Linked DNA regions of Mus musculus: region 1 is linked to region 2. The links are chromatin contacts, found by POLR2A ChIA-PET in ENCODE. All regions are on one chromosome and are shown on one strand. Each heading gives the region's core, a stretch centred on a gene start or an enhancer-like site at or near the end of the contact. The rest is flanking DNA. Distances are from core to core; before and after follow the strand shown.

Evidence for each region. ChIA-PET counts read pairs that join two places held with the same protein, here RNA polymerase II (POLR2A).
Region 1: POLR2A ChIA-PET joins it to region 2 with 8 read pairs in embryonic stem cell. The contact joins the promoter of Rpl8 here to the promoter of Tmem249 in region 2. POLR2A ChIA-PET finds 5 or more read pairs at or near these places in 3 of 5 experiments (Patski and embryonic stem cell).

The regions. Positions count from the first base shown.
Region 1 is chr15:76,900,703-76,906,622 of GRCm38, forward strand. Rpl8 (ribosomal protein L8) reads left to right here and starts at 3,369. Exons shown (of 6, transcript NM_012053.2): 1 at 3,369-3,407; 2 at 3,601-3,748; 3 at 3,837-3,978; 4 at 4,116-4,334; 5 at 5,154-5,269; 6 at 5,419-5,616. The coding sequence starts at 3,611. The coding sequence ends at 5,577. Commd5 (COMM domain containing 5) reads left to right here. Exons shown (of 2, transcript NM_025536.2): 2 at 1-595. The coding sequence ends at 377.
Region 2 is chr15:76,530,425-76,536,726 of GRCm38, forward strand. It overlaps Tmem249 (transmembrane protein 249), which reads right to left and starts at 4,573. Exons shown (of 6, transcript NM_001378247.1): 1 at 4,471-4,573; 2 at 4,243-4,396; 3 at 3,938-4,032; 4 at 3,637-3,832; 5 at 3,385-3,470; 6 at 2,787-3,091. The coding sequence starts at 3,988. The coding sequence ends at 2,909. Fbxl6 (F-box and leucine-rich repeat protein 6) reads right to left here. Exons shown (of 9, transcript NM_013909.2): 7 at 6,149-6,302; 8 at 5,801-6,047; 9 at 5,299-5,539. The coding sequence ends at 5,380.

The DNA of each region.
Region 1 (5,920 bases), core at 2,119-4,618, 370 kb after region 2:
CCCCTGCCAGTCTGAAACCAGATGCCTTCCAGGACGAACTCCAGGAACTTGGCATTCCCCAAGATATGATTGGAGATCTGGCCAGTTTGGCATTTGGGAGTCAACGCCCTCTTCTCGACTCTGTAGCCCAGCAGCAGGGATCCTCGCTGCCTCGTGTGTCGAATTTCCGGTGGCGGGTGGATGTGGCCATCTCAACCAGTGCTCAGTCCCGCTCCCTGCAACCGAGTGTTCTCATGCAGCTGAAGCTCACAGATGGATCGGCACACCGCTTCGAGGTGCCCATAGCCAAATTCCAGGAGCTGCGCTACAGCGTGGCGTTGGTCCTTAAGGAGATGGCAGAGCTGGAGAGAAAGTGTGAGCGCAAACTGCAGGACTGAACCCTGGTACTGTGGGGTGCTGAAGCTGGTACCAGAACCCAGCCGCACTGGTGATGAGGATGTAAGAACATATTTTAAGTGAAAAGACAGCTGGGACTTTTGGGTTTTGTTTTACAAGTAAACAGCTGGGCTGAGGCTGGAGAATGTGAAATGTAAGGCCGGCCTGGCTGGGTTTTACGTAGTGAGGCTCAGTTTCGAATTAAAGAGGTAAAGCAACTATTAAAAACATGTTATTCTATTAGGGAATTAAACCTACCTGTCCCTTCCCCAGCTGTGCTCCTGGATGAGACGATGTGCAGAGCTAAGTCCAGATGAAGATCTCTTACAACATACAACATGGTTGCTCAGCATGGCTGAACTCTGCCCATTTGCTTTCCTAAGTCCTGTGCTTTGCTGCGGACGTGTTTATTCTTTTGCCCTAAATTCCTGCTTTCCTGAAGCTGACATCCTAGTGGAAAGATCAGAGGGGGTGGGGGGAAGACATTACAAATACTAAATATGCATTAAATAATGTTTGGTATATATAACATTAAATACATATTTTAAATATTAAGACATGAGAACAGGGCCGGAGGATTGATTGAGCAGTGAAGAGCACTTGCCCTTGCAAAGAGGACTTGGGTTCAAGTCCCAGCATTCACGTGGTGGCTCACAACCTTCTGTAACTTCAGTTGTGGGGGAAGGGCAGGGGGGACCCAACACCAAGACATCCAACACAGGCACATATGTGGTACTCAAACATACATGCAAGCAAACTACTCATACTCAGAAAGTTGTAAATCTAAAACAAACAATAAAACTATGAGTACAGCTTGTGACAATTGAATAGAGCCAGGTCAGATGAGGAGAAGGTTGGTCACAGGAGTACTCTGCAGACGGATCAAGTGGTGTGTCGGCTGCTAGTGAAGCCATGCAGCGTTAGTGGATTAAAACCTTTGAATGTGTCCGAGGCACCTGTCCAGTACTTTACCTCCCACTCCATGGGGAGTTTGGAACCACTGGGCATGTCAAGAGTGTCTTTGGGAGCTGGGGAGTTGAGTCTGTGGTTAAGAGCCCTTGTTGCTTTTGCAGAAGACCTGGGTTTGATTCCCAGCAGCCACGTAACAGCTCATAGCTGTTTGTAACTCCATTTTCAAGGGCTCCAATCACTTCTTTTGTCATTCCTGGGCACCAGGCATATACTTGGTGCAGTTGTACAGGCCAAACACCCAGACTCATAAAATAAATCTTAAAAAAAAAAATTGCCTGATGGTGGGGGTGCTCCTCTTTAATGGCAGCACTCAAAAGAGACAGATGGATCTCTGAGTTTGAGTTCCTCCTGATCTAGAGTGAGTTCCAGGACAGCCAGGTTTACACAGAGAAACCCTGTCTATAAATAAATATATAAGGTGTCTTTTTTCAGGGCTGGAGAGATGGCTGAGCAGTTAAGAGCACTGACTGCTCTTTACCTAGAGGTTCTGAGTTCAATTCCCAGCAACCACATGGTAGCTCACAACCATCTGCAATGAGATCGGATGCCCTCCTCTGGTGTGGCTGAAGATCATATAAAATAAACAACAATTTTTTTTTTTAAAGATGTCTTTGTTTCTGAAAGGACAACCCAGTGGCAGATGCCTATATAGGAAGAGTGTGACAGGGCTGAAAACTTGCACATACATTTACAGACTCTCACAAAACTGTCCTGTGGGCCGGTTGGCTGAGATATACCCTAGTGCTGGCAGGGCCCTATGCCCTGCACGGTTCACAAGACAAAGCACTAGCAGGCATCCTCCCACAGACTTTTCTGTATAGGCATCTTTCATTCTGGTTCTCTTCTGGGCTGACTCAACTCCTTACCCTGCCCCTGGGTGGCTTGATTTACCACTCTGCAAGTCCTGGAACCCTGCCACCCAAAGCTCCACTACCCTTCTGGAATACCCTGTGCACCAGCATCCTGTGGAACTTGAGCCATGACGATAACTCGGTGTTCTTTCCTCGTTTGTTTGTTTGTTTTTTCGAGACAGGGTTTCTCTGTACAACCCTGGCTGTCCTGGAACTCACTCCGTAGACCAGGCTAGCCTCGAACTCAGAAATCCACCTGCCTCTGCCTCCCAAGCCCTGGGATTAAAGGCATGTGCCACCACGTCTGGCCTGTCCCTTCTTCTTTTCAGTGTGTCAGATCACCAACCCATGTCCCTTCCTCCTCAATATGTCAATTTTAGCCTCTGCCATGTAAAATCTCCCAGTTCTGACAAACCTCTCTTACCAATTGGGACCCTGACCCTCAGTTACCTCCCTCTCAGTCTACACGTTTATGCCATTGACTACTTAGGTTTCACTCAGATGAAGAACCTCTGTTTGGGGGGCTCTGTGCCACTTTATCGCCCTGCATCGCTGCGTTCCTTCCCCGCTTTAGCTCTCCAGGGTCATTGCCCCCACCCTCTTTCCAATTGCTGAGGCCACTAACTTTTGGCTTCTTTGCCAGACATCTTGAGAACTCCGCAGGTGACCTTCTTAAATCCCAATCATTATCTTCTTGTTCTTCTTCACCTCCTTCCTCCCCTCCACCCCCAACCCCCTACCCCAGACTGGGTTTTCTTTGTAGCCCTAGCTTGTTCTGGAACTTGTTTTCTAGCCCAGGCTGTCCTGGAACTCCGCCTGACCCAGTCAAATTTCAATCTTCTAGTTCGGCAAAGCACTAGGTTTCCAGTGTCTGCACATCCAATCTCCTCCGTCTGGGCCCAGCTCGGAAGCTCAAGATTCTGCGTGGCGTTGCCCTGGACAAATCCTTCCACCTCTTGAAGCCTCCTCTCTCCCGCCCTTCCTCCGTAAGACTCTTGAGTCGGTTTCTTCAGAGTCTGCCTCTCCCCAGGACGACAAGTTTCAGCAATTGCCTTGGTTCAGCAATTTGGTAGACACACAGGACACCTGCATGTGACTACAAGACCCGACAGGCATTGCGCTGGGGAAGGGGCGGAGTTATGGCCCCGCCCCGGAAGATAAGGCTGCGTTGACCCGTCTATTTCCTCTTTCGGCCTTGCTTGCCGGCAGGTAAGTTGTGCTCTGTCCGCTGCGGGTTTTGAAATTATCCACCGCCATCCGCCGCCGTTAACTACTTGGCGGTCTGTCATGCGGCCTGGCCCACTCGTCCAGGATCAGAAGGGAGGGATGGCGTTGCTTTCGGCCTTGGGGGCTGGCAGGAGGCTGGGGATTTTTTTGGACGCTGAACTCGAACCATTTCCAGACTCGCCGCCATGGGCCGTGTGATCCGAGGGCAGAGGAAAGGCGCGGGTTCTGTTTTCCGTGCGCACGTGAAGCACCGTAAGGGCGCCGCGCGCCTACGTGCTGTGGACTTCGCGGAGCGACACGGCTACATTAAAGGCATCGTAAAGGTAGGAGGGCACCGGCGGGAGTTAAGCAGGCGGGGAACCGGGCGTCTCGAGCAGGCCTTAGAATACAATACACCACCCTGACCCGTAGGACATCATTCATGACCCTGGCCGCGGCGCTCCCCTCGCCAAAGTCGTCTTTCGGGATCCCTACCGATTCAAGAAGCGGACAGAGCTGTTCATCGCAGCGGAGGGGATCCACACTGGACAGTTCGTGTACTGCGGCAAGAAGGGTGAGCCTCCAGGCGGGGAAGGAAGGAAGGGTTGGGCCCGGGACTTTGGGTGCTGAGCTGAGCTTCGTGGGTTGGGATCGGTGTGGGTTTGGCATGGCTTTTAGCGTTAACAGTCGTTTTGCCCCCTCTCTCCACAGCCCAGCTGAATATCGGCAATGTTTTGCCCGTGGGCACCATGCCTGAGGGTACGATCGTGTGTTGTCTGGAGGAGAAACCTGGGGACAGGGGCAAGCTGGCCCGAGCCTCCGGGAACTACGCCACAGTCATCTCCCACAACCCAGAGACCAAGAAGACTCGAGTGAAGCTGCCTTCGGGGTCCAAGAAGGTCATTTCCTCTGCCAACAGAGCCGTTGTTGGTGAGTGCGGGAGGGCAGTGGGGCCTTGAAGACGCGGGTGGTCGGCATATGAACTGCCAGCTGCTGGGCCTAGGCCATAGAACCACATTGCTTATTTTCTTGGTCATGGGAGAAGACTAACAGAATGCAACTGGGGATTTAGTTGTAGAGTGCTAGAATACCTACTTCGTAAACAACTAACTGATTCCTGTCCTGGGGATTTGATTCTTTTCTGGTCTCTGGGCACTGTATAAATGTGTATGGATACAGACATGTAGGTAAAGATGCCTGTGTATACATAAAATTAGGTTAAAAAAAGATTACACCGCTTGACACTTTTGTGCACTGTGACCTAGGAATTCTGATCCTGCACTTGAGTTTAGTTGGTTCATTTTAGAAAAGATAGGACCAGTAGTGGCTGTTAAAAGATGTTCAAGTCAGTGAAAAGGGGCCATGACTTATCTCTTGTTTAGTTACTTGGAAACATCTTAGGATCTGCTAACCTCATCCTTGCATAGGATAAGTTCTGAGGGCACGTGGTCAAAGCATGCTGTGTTTGGTAGGTGGGTTTGCCCATTTGTGGGAGGTGTTTTCAGAGGTTGAAGGACCTGTCTTGAATATCAGGCACTGAATATTGAGGTGCACCCCATGGAAACTTGGGCTGAGTCAACAGTTTGCTTTAATACAGGCATGGTCCTTGCCTCACCTGTCAAAGTGTCAGTTTGCAGAGGGTAAGGGGTTTCCTAGGTAGAGCTTGCTGGACTTCTGTGGGGTTGTAGATTTCTGCCATAGACTAATGGTGAATGGTGCATGTCTCAGAGGTGTTGTGTCACTTTTCAGGTGTTGTGGCTGGTGGGGGCAGAATTGACAAGCCTATCTTAAAGGCTGGCCGTGCCTACCACAAGTACAAGGCAAAGAGGAACTGCTGGCCACGTGTGCGGGGTGTGGCCATGAATGTAAGTAACCAAGAACTGAGTGAGTGGGCTTTTCTTGTTGCTGTGCTGGGAGGATCTGCAGCAGGGAGGTCCTGGGCTGTCGGCTCTTCCCGTGTTCCCTACGTAGGTGAGATGACCCTTACACTAACCTAACTTCATTCTCTTTTTAGCCTGTGGAGCATCCCTTTGGAGGTGGTAACCACCAGCACATTGGCAAACCCTCCACCATCCGAAGAGATGCCCCTGCTGGGCGCAAAGTGGGTCTCATTGCTGCCCGCCGGACTGGACGGCTGCGTGGAACCAAAACTGTACAGGAGAAGGAGAACTAGAGTTCAGGAGCTAATAAAGTACGTCCTTTGGCTAATCCGGCGTGTGTGAGCCTCTTTTGTGAGGGATCCCTGGAAGTGAAAGATGCTTCCACCCTACAAGGGAGCATGGCATGCTGCGCCTGGGATTTGGGTAGATGACTTGAGACCAGGTCTCTACATAATCCTTGACTGTCTGGAACTCACTGAAGATCAGGCTGGGGTTGTCATCCTGCCCAGCTGGGAAGCTCAGTTTACAATATGCGGTACTGACGTAAATTATGTGGACCACAGTTGCTGGGGTTAGTGGTGACAGTACAGTGAGCCTTGGTCTCCACTCAGCCCATACAAATGGGTCTGTGTAATT
Region 2 (6,302 bases), core at 3,323-5,822:
TAAAAAAAAAAGAGAGAGTTAAGATTTCCTATTTGGTGAGCTCAAAGATCGGAGGCAACGTTCAAGACCAGTTTTTGTGTGTGTGTGTGTGTGTGTGTGTGTGTGTGTGTGTGTGTGTGTTGTTTTGTTTTGTGTGTGTGTGTGTGTGTGTGTGTTGTTTGGGACAAGGTGGTCCCTCTGGAGTCCAGGCTGGCCTTGCACTTATGCCAGGTCCCTCTCAGCCTTCTACGTGCTGACACTACAGGCATGAGCTACCATGGCCAGCTCTTCCAACCACCTTACCATTGCTGGCAACACTTCATCCTGAAGGCTATCTTGAAGAAATTCCTGGGTGTGAATCTTTCTTAACAGATTGGATTGTTATCTAACCTGTTGAAAGCCTACCTGGTGTTTAGAGGCATCATACTGGCTTGGGCTAAATGAGCTAAGCCATTCAAAACAAAAAGAGACCCTTGAGCTTCAACATTCTTGCAAGTACAGACAAAAAGATGGTTATAAGCCGGGCGTGGTGGCGCACGCCTTTAGTCCCAGCACTCGGGAGGCAGAGGCAGGCAGATTTCTGAGTTCGAGGCTAGCCTGGTCTACAAAGTGAGGTCCAGGACAGCCAGGGCTATACAAAGAAACCCTGTCTTGAAAAAGCAAAAAAAAAAAAAAAAAAAAAAAAAAAAAAAAAAAAAAAAAAAAAAGATGGTTATAGGACAGAGCTAAAGTTGAGAACAAGCGGGGTGGGGGGCTGGGGGTGACGCACGCCTTTAATCCCAGCTCTAGGGAGGCAAGGGCAGGCAAATCTCTGAGCTGGAGGCCAGCCTGATCTACAGAGCTACTTTGATAGCCAGGGCTACACAGAGAAGCCCTGTCTTGAACCCCACCAAAACAAACCAACAAAACCACCTCCTACTGCTCTGTACAACTAAAACCAGTAATATGGCTGTTTGTGGTGTGCGAGCCTGAAATCCTAGCACCTGAGAGGGAGGAGGAGCCAGCTCTAAAGTTTGAGACACACCTAGATCTCATGGTAAAGCCATCACCTTATTGTAAGGATCTAGCTTGACAGCAAATGCTAGGAAACTCCACACAATAGTTTATGCCATGATTTTCTTTTTCACACAAGTAGCTCCCATTGTGAACCACCAGCCTCTCTTCAGTGGAACTCCATGAGCAACAAGCTCTCCAGGCCCAAGTCCTTGCTCTGTAATCAGCACATGGGAGACGTGAGGAAGGTCATGAGTTTGAGACCAGCCTCAACCACATAGAAAATTTGAAGCAAATTTGAAGCTAGCCTAAAATACATGAGACAGGATTTTTTTGGTTTGGTTTGGTTTGGTTTTTCGAGGTAGGGTTTCTCTGTAGCCCTGGCTGCCCTGGAACTCACTCTGTAGATCAGGCTGGCCTCAAATGCAGAGGTCCACCTGCCTCTGCCTCCTGAATGCTGGGAATAAAGAAAGGTGTGCACCACCGCCACCTGGTAACAGTTTCTTCTCTTTTCTTGGGGTGGGGGTGGGGTGCATTTGAAATAGGGTTTCTCTATATAACCCTGGTTTCCTAGAACTAGCTCTGTAGATCAGGCTGGCCTCGAATGCAGAGATCCACCTGCCTCTGCCTCTTGAGTGCTAGGATTAAAGGAGCGCACCACCACCACTTCATCAGGCAACAGCTTCTTAAAAAGTTAAAAATAAATAACGAAGCCCATCTGAACTCCAGAAATTGTGGGCGTATTCCTCCAACAAAAAGAAGTGGCAAAAACTGACAATGCTTATCTGTAAGATCAGTTTCAGATATCAAACCATCCACTGTTATGTCGTTTTATCCCGGAGTTATTCAAATAACCTCCCAAATGGTGTGCGCTGCAGGCCAACAGTATATTCCCTTGTGTGTGTGGCTGTATACCTGACCAGTTATCTGCTAGGGCAGAAGCAGGTGATGGGAATAGATCCTACTCCCAATCCCGTTCACAGCCCTCATCTTCCCTTTCTGCCCATCCAAGAACATGGTTCCTACAAACAGTCAATCTCCTGCCTCATCATAAATCTAGAACTGTCATATCTGTGCATTGGCATTCTTTTGAAAAAATAGTGTCTGTCTTGTCCTTGTGCGTAGCGGTGCCCCCCCCCCCCCACCTCCAAGAGACATAGCTCCCTTGGAGCTAGAGTTGCAGATGGCTGATGCTGCAGACCAAAGCTGGGTCCTCTTTAAGAGCAGTATGCTTGCTCTTTTAACCACCAAGCCACACCTCCAGCCCCCTCCATGCTCCCATGGCAGCCTCAGGTACCAGGAGGCCTCAGGTGCTAGAGTGGGAGCCAGTGTTCTGCCAGACACGGGAGTTCCCTGGGAATACAAAGCATACACTCTGGTGAGCCTGACAACCTGGCTAAGGAATGTGGAAGCCAAGTGTTCAAACACAGAGTTGGGGTGCACAGTCTCCAATGTACCGAAAGGCCCAAGGCATTATCACCTGACTGCGTTCCATATCACTATTGGCTGGACTAGGGGCAGGTGCCTAAATCAGACAGACCAATCATAGTCTGATGCCCTCACTGGTTATGACCAGTTCAACACCCACTGGCTCAGAGGGGCAGGAAGTCCTGAGACTAGTGATGAGTTCAGACACTGGGGGCTGAGGTTGGGGATTCCCTGATATTCTCCTATCTTCCAACACAAATTCTGAAATTTGCCCCAGCAGTTGGAGAAGATGTGGTTCCCCAGGTCACACTGGAAGGTCTGGGCTAGGGGAAGACCATGAAAGGAAGCCCTCTGGAAAACAAACCAACAGACAGGAAACCTCCTGGTTAGAGGCTAAAGTGGCTTTAATTAGAGGAAGGGCAGTGGGCGGGGCTGGCTGTTAGTCCCTCCAGGATGGGGATAAGGGACACAGGGTAGGCAAAAGGAGGCCAGGGCTCAGGCCCCAGGGTTACACATCCAGGTCGTTGACACTTGACTTAGTGTAGACTTGTGTTTTTCGCTGCACAATGCCAGGGCTAAAGGAGGCCCCCAGTGGCCAGTGGCGGACTACATGACGATAGGAGGAGGCCAGGTAGTCAAAGTAGTTGATGTTGAGTTTCCGGGCAAGGTGCCGGCCCAAGAATTCCATTTGCTATGAATAAGGGAGTGGCAGCCAGTTCTCCGTTCTCCGGATAAGAGAATCCCCACCAGCATGCTCTTTAGGTATCCCTTCCCCTTAACGGGGGTGTATCCTCACCCCACCCCTGCCCAGAATTCCCAGCGCTCCTGCTGCCCTTAACATAGTGGAGGTCTCAGGAGTACTATATTTACCCTCTGAGTGCAAAACAGCCCCATCCAAGAGCTGCAAACAGTAGTATCTTTTTGTCAGGGGGGTGGGGTGGGGAGGAATGGGGGAGAAGGGGCGGGGTTTGGGACAGGACCCACCTCATAGCGCTCTGACAGCTGCACCAGCACAAGTGGCTCTAGCTTGTGGCCACAAAGGACCAGCTGGAAGAAGCGACCTCCATAGGCTGCCAATAGATGAGCAACTGAGCCAAGAACCTAACCTCTTAGAGCCTAGGAGTAGGACGGTAGGGGTGGGGCCTCCAAGGTGGGAGTATCCAGGTGTACTGTAGGCCCCTCCCAGCTCTGAATCCATGCCCTCCCACTCTGACCCTCTCCCATCTCAGGCATCACCATCAGAACTGAGTGCCAGGCGCACGTAGACCAGATGCATTGGCCCCTGACATACAGTTCGGCCTTGGATGGAGAAGTGGTACATGCCGCGCGTGTGGTTCAACACTAGGCGGCGCTGCGGTATTGAGGAGAGCATGAGCCACAAGCCTATAACCATGCCATAGGCAGGAAAGCACCAGGTCTCCTGATACTTCACCTGTGGGTACCAGGGATTAACGGAAGTGAGTTCTGGCAAGAGGCTCTTGTGTGGCCCTATGCAAAGAGGCTGTGGGGTGGGGTGGGGTGGGGCAGGAGCTCTGACCTCTCTCAGGACATTACAGGAAATGAAGACAAGGCAGATGATAAAGAGCATCGTCCCCTTCCAGAGCGTGTCCAAATAGTACTCGAGCACAAAGACTGAGGGCGGCATGACCCAGCACATGAGGACAGCTAGGAGCTGCCCTTAGCTCCAGGACAGTACCAGGGATTTGGGGGAAAGGGCCCGCCCAGTGGAGATTCTCCATGGTACTACCGCGTCTCCTCCCACAAGTACACCTGCCTATACCCTCCTAACCCCAGCCACCCTCCCCACTTCTGGGATCCTGACCACGCCCAGTCCCCGCCCACCATCCGGCTGTTGCTGCTTGAAGGGGTAAAAGCTGTTATTCTTGAGCTGATTGGCTAAGTGGCGCTCGGTAGAGAAGAGTCCTACGTTCCAGAGTTTGAAGTACTTAACAAGGGCGGAGAAGCGGGAGCCACTGGCCTGCTGCTCCTTGGGGACCTAATTAGGTAGATCTGGTCAGGATCCAGCTTGCCCACTGCCGCTGCCCCACTGTCTTTATACAGGGCTCCCACCCGAGACAATTCCAGGGTTGCAGCTGAGGGAAGAATCAAGAGCCGCCAGACAACAGCAGGGCAGAGAAGCAGGGAGCAGTCCAGGCTGGGCTGCCTGGGTTCTAGAAGCTCAGAGTAAAGGGTTCTAGAAGGGGCTTTTCTATTGACCACACCTATCTAGTGAGCTTGCCCTCCCTGGTTAGTCTCCACTACCTGGAAGGTAGCCTGGCTGCCTCGTGGTTGGACAACCTGAGCCCGTGCTACCAACACTGTCACTTCATGGATGCTGGTAGCTGATAAAGGTCTTTTTCTCGCTCCTACTATTTTATACCTCACTGTCTACCCTATCCTTAGACAACTGTGTCCCAAGTGAGCTAAGACACTTAACACACACACACACACACACACACACACACACAGGTTCATGCCTGCTGTAGCATACTCCATCATGTATAACCCTGTTCCTCACCCAACCACTTACTCTAAGGACCATACACAGTCTGACGTGTTGGTTTCTGCTTGTAAGCCTACCACATTGGAGGCTGAGATGGGTGAATTGTTGTGAGTCAGCCTGGGCTACACCGTGAGTTCCAAGCCAGCCTAAATTTGTGTGAAAAGGATCTCAAATAAAACAACAAAGGACTGTACAGAGTGCCTAAAAATTACTTAATTGTGGGGCTGGAGAGATGGCTCAGTGGTTAAGAGCACAGACTGCTCTTCTGAGGGTCCCGAGTTCAAGTCCCAGCAGCCACATGGTGGCTCACAACCATCTGTAATGAGATCTGATGCCCTCTTCTGGTGTGTCTAAAGATAGCTACAGTGTACTTACATATAATAAATAAATAAATCTTTTTTTAAAAAAAAACCTTTATTGTAACAAAACCTCCAACATTTCAAAGTGAAAATGAGCAGGGTAAACCTGGCTGCCCTCTAAGTGGGCTCTTTGGCAGAGGGCGGGCTGGTAAGTAGCTGCTCTAGACACCACTGGACTTCCTCCAGGCCCCGGTAGACGCGCTTCAGACCTCGGGGGAGGCAACGACAGGACTCCAGGTTAAGATACAGCAGCCCCGGGCAACCACTAATCACAGAACTGTGAACAGGCAAGCCGTGGGAAAGTGAGCTGTTGGCCAGAGAGCCCCGTCTGCCCTCACATATACCAGGCCTACCACCCCAAGCCACCCAAGCCCAAATCTAGTACTCTCGGTGTCCCCAAGGAGTTGGACGAGTGACTCGTGTCTATACCCCTCCTGGACCCTGGCAATGAGGAGTCAGGGAGCACTCCTCTGGTCCCTAAGTGAGACACGGCAGCAAGTGGTTCAAGATCCACAGAATTAGTGAACGGTGCACTGACCTGACCGTGCTTGGGGTAACTCGGGTACCCCTCAGGTTGAGGGAGCACAAGGCTGGGTGTAAGCCCCCAGGGGTGCCCGAGAAAACAGCCAGGGCCTGTTCCAAGTCCTTCTCGCTGAAGCCTTGGCCACTGAAGTCCAGCTCCCTCAGGGTGTGATACCACTTCCGGGTCAACAGGGGGCTGCCATCCTTAGCCAGGGTCAAGCCATCAGATATGCCATACAGGCCCAGGTAGAGTTGCTCCAGCTCTGAGATGGGAGAACTCGGTGTGACTATTAGGGCACTCAGTGACCACCCCCACCCCACCCCGACCCCCCCACACCTTCCCAAGCAAAGCCAGCTAGCTGACCTTGACATGGCAGATGACACAGACCGCTAGGAGTGACCCTAGCGCAGCCTCGAAGGTCCAGCATGCGCAGTTTCGGGGAGCGATGGAGCAATCGGCCCAGAACCTCATTGCTCACAAAGTTGCAGGTGGAGCCAGCCAAACAGAGCTCCTCAAG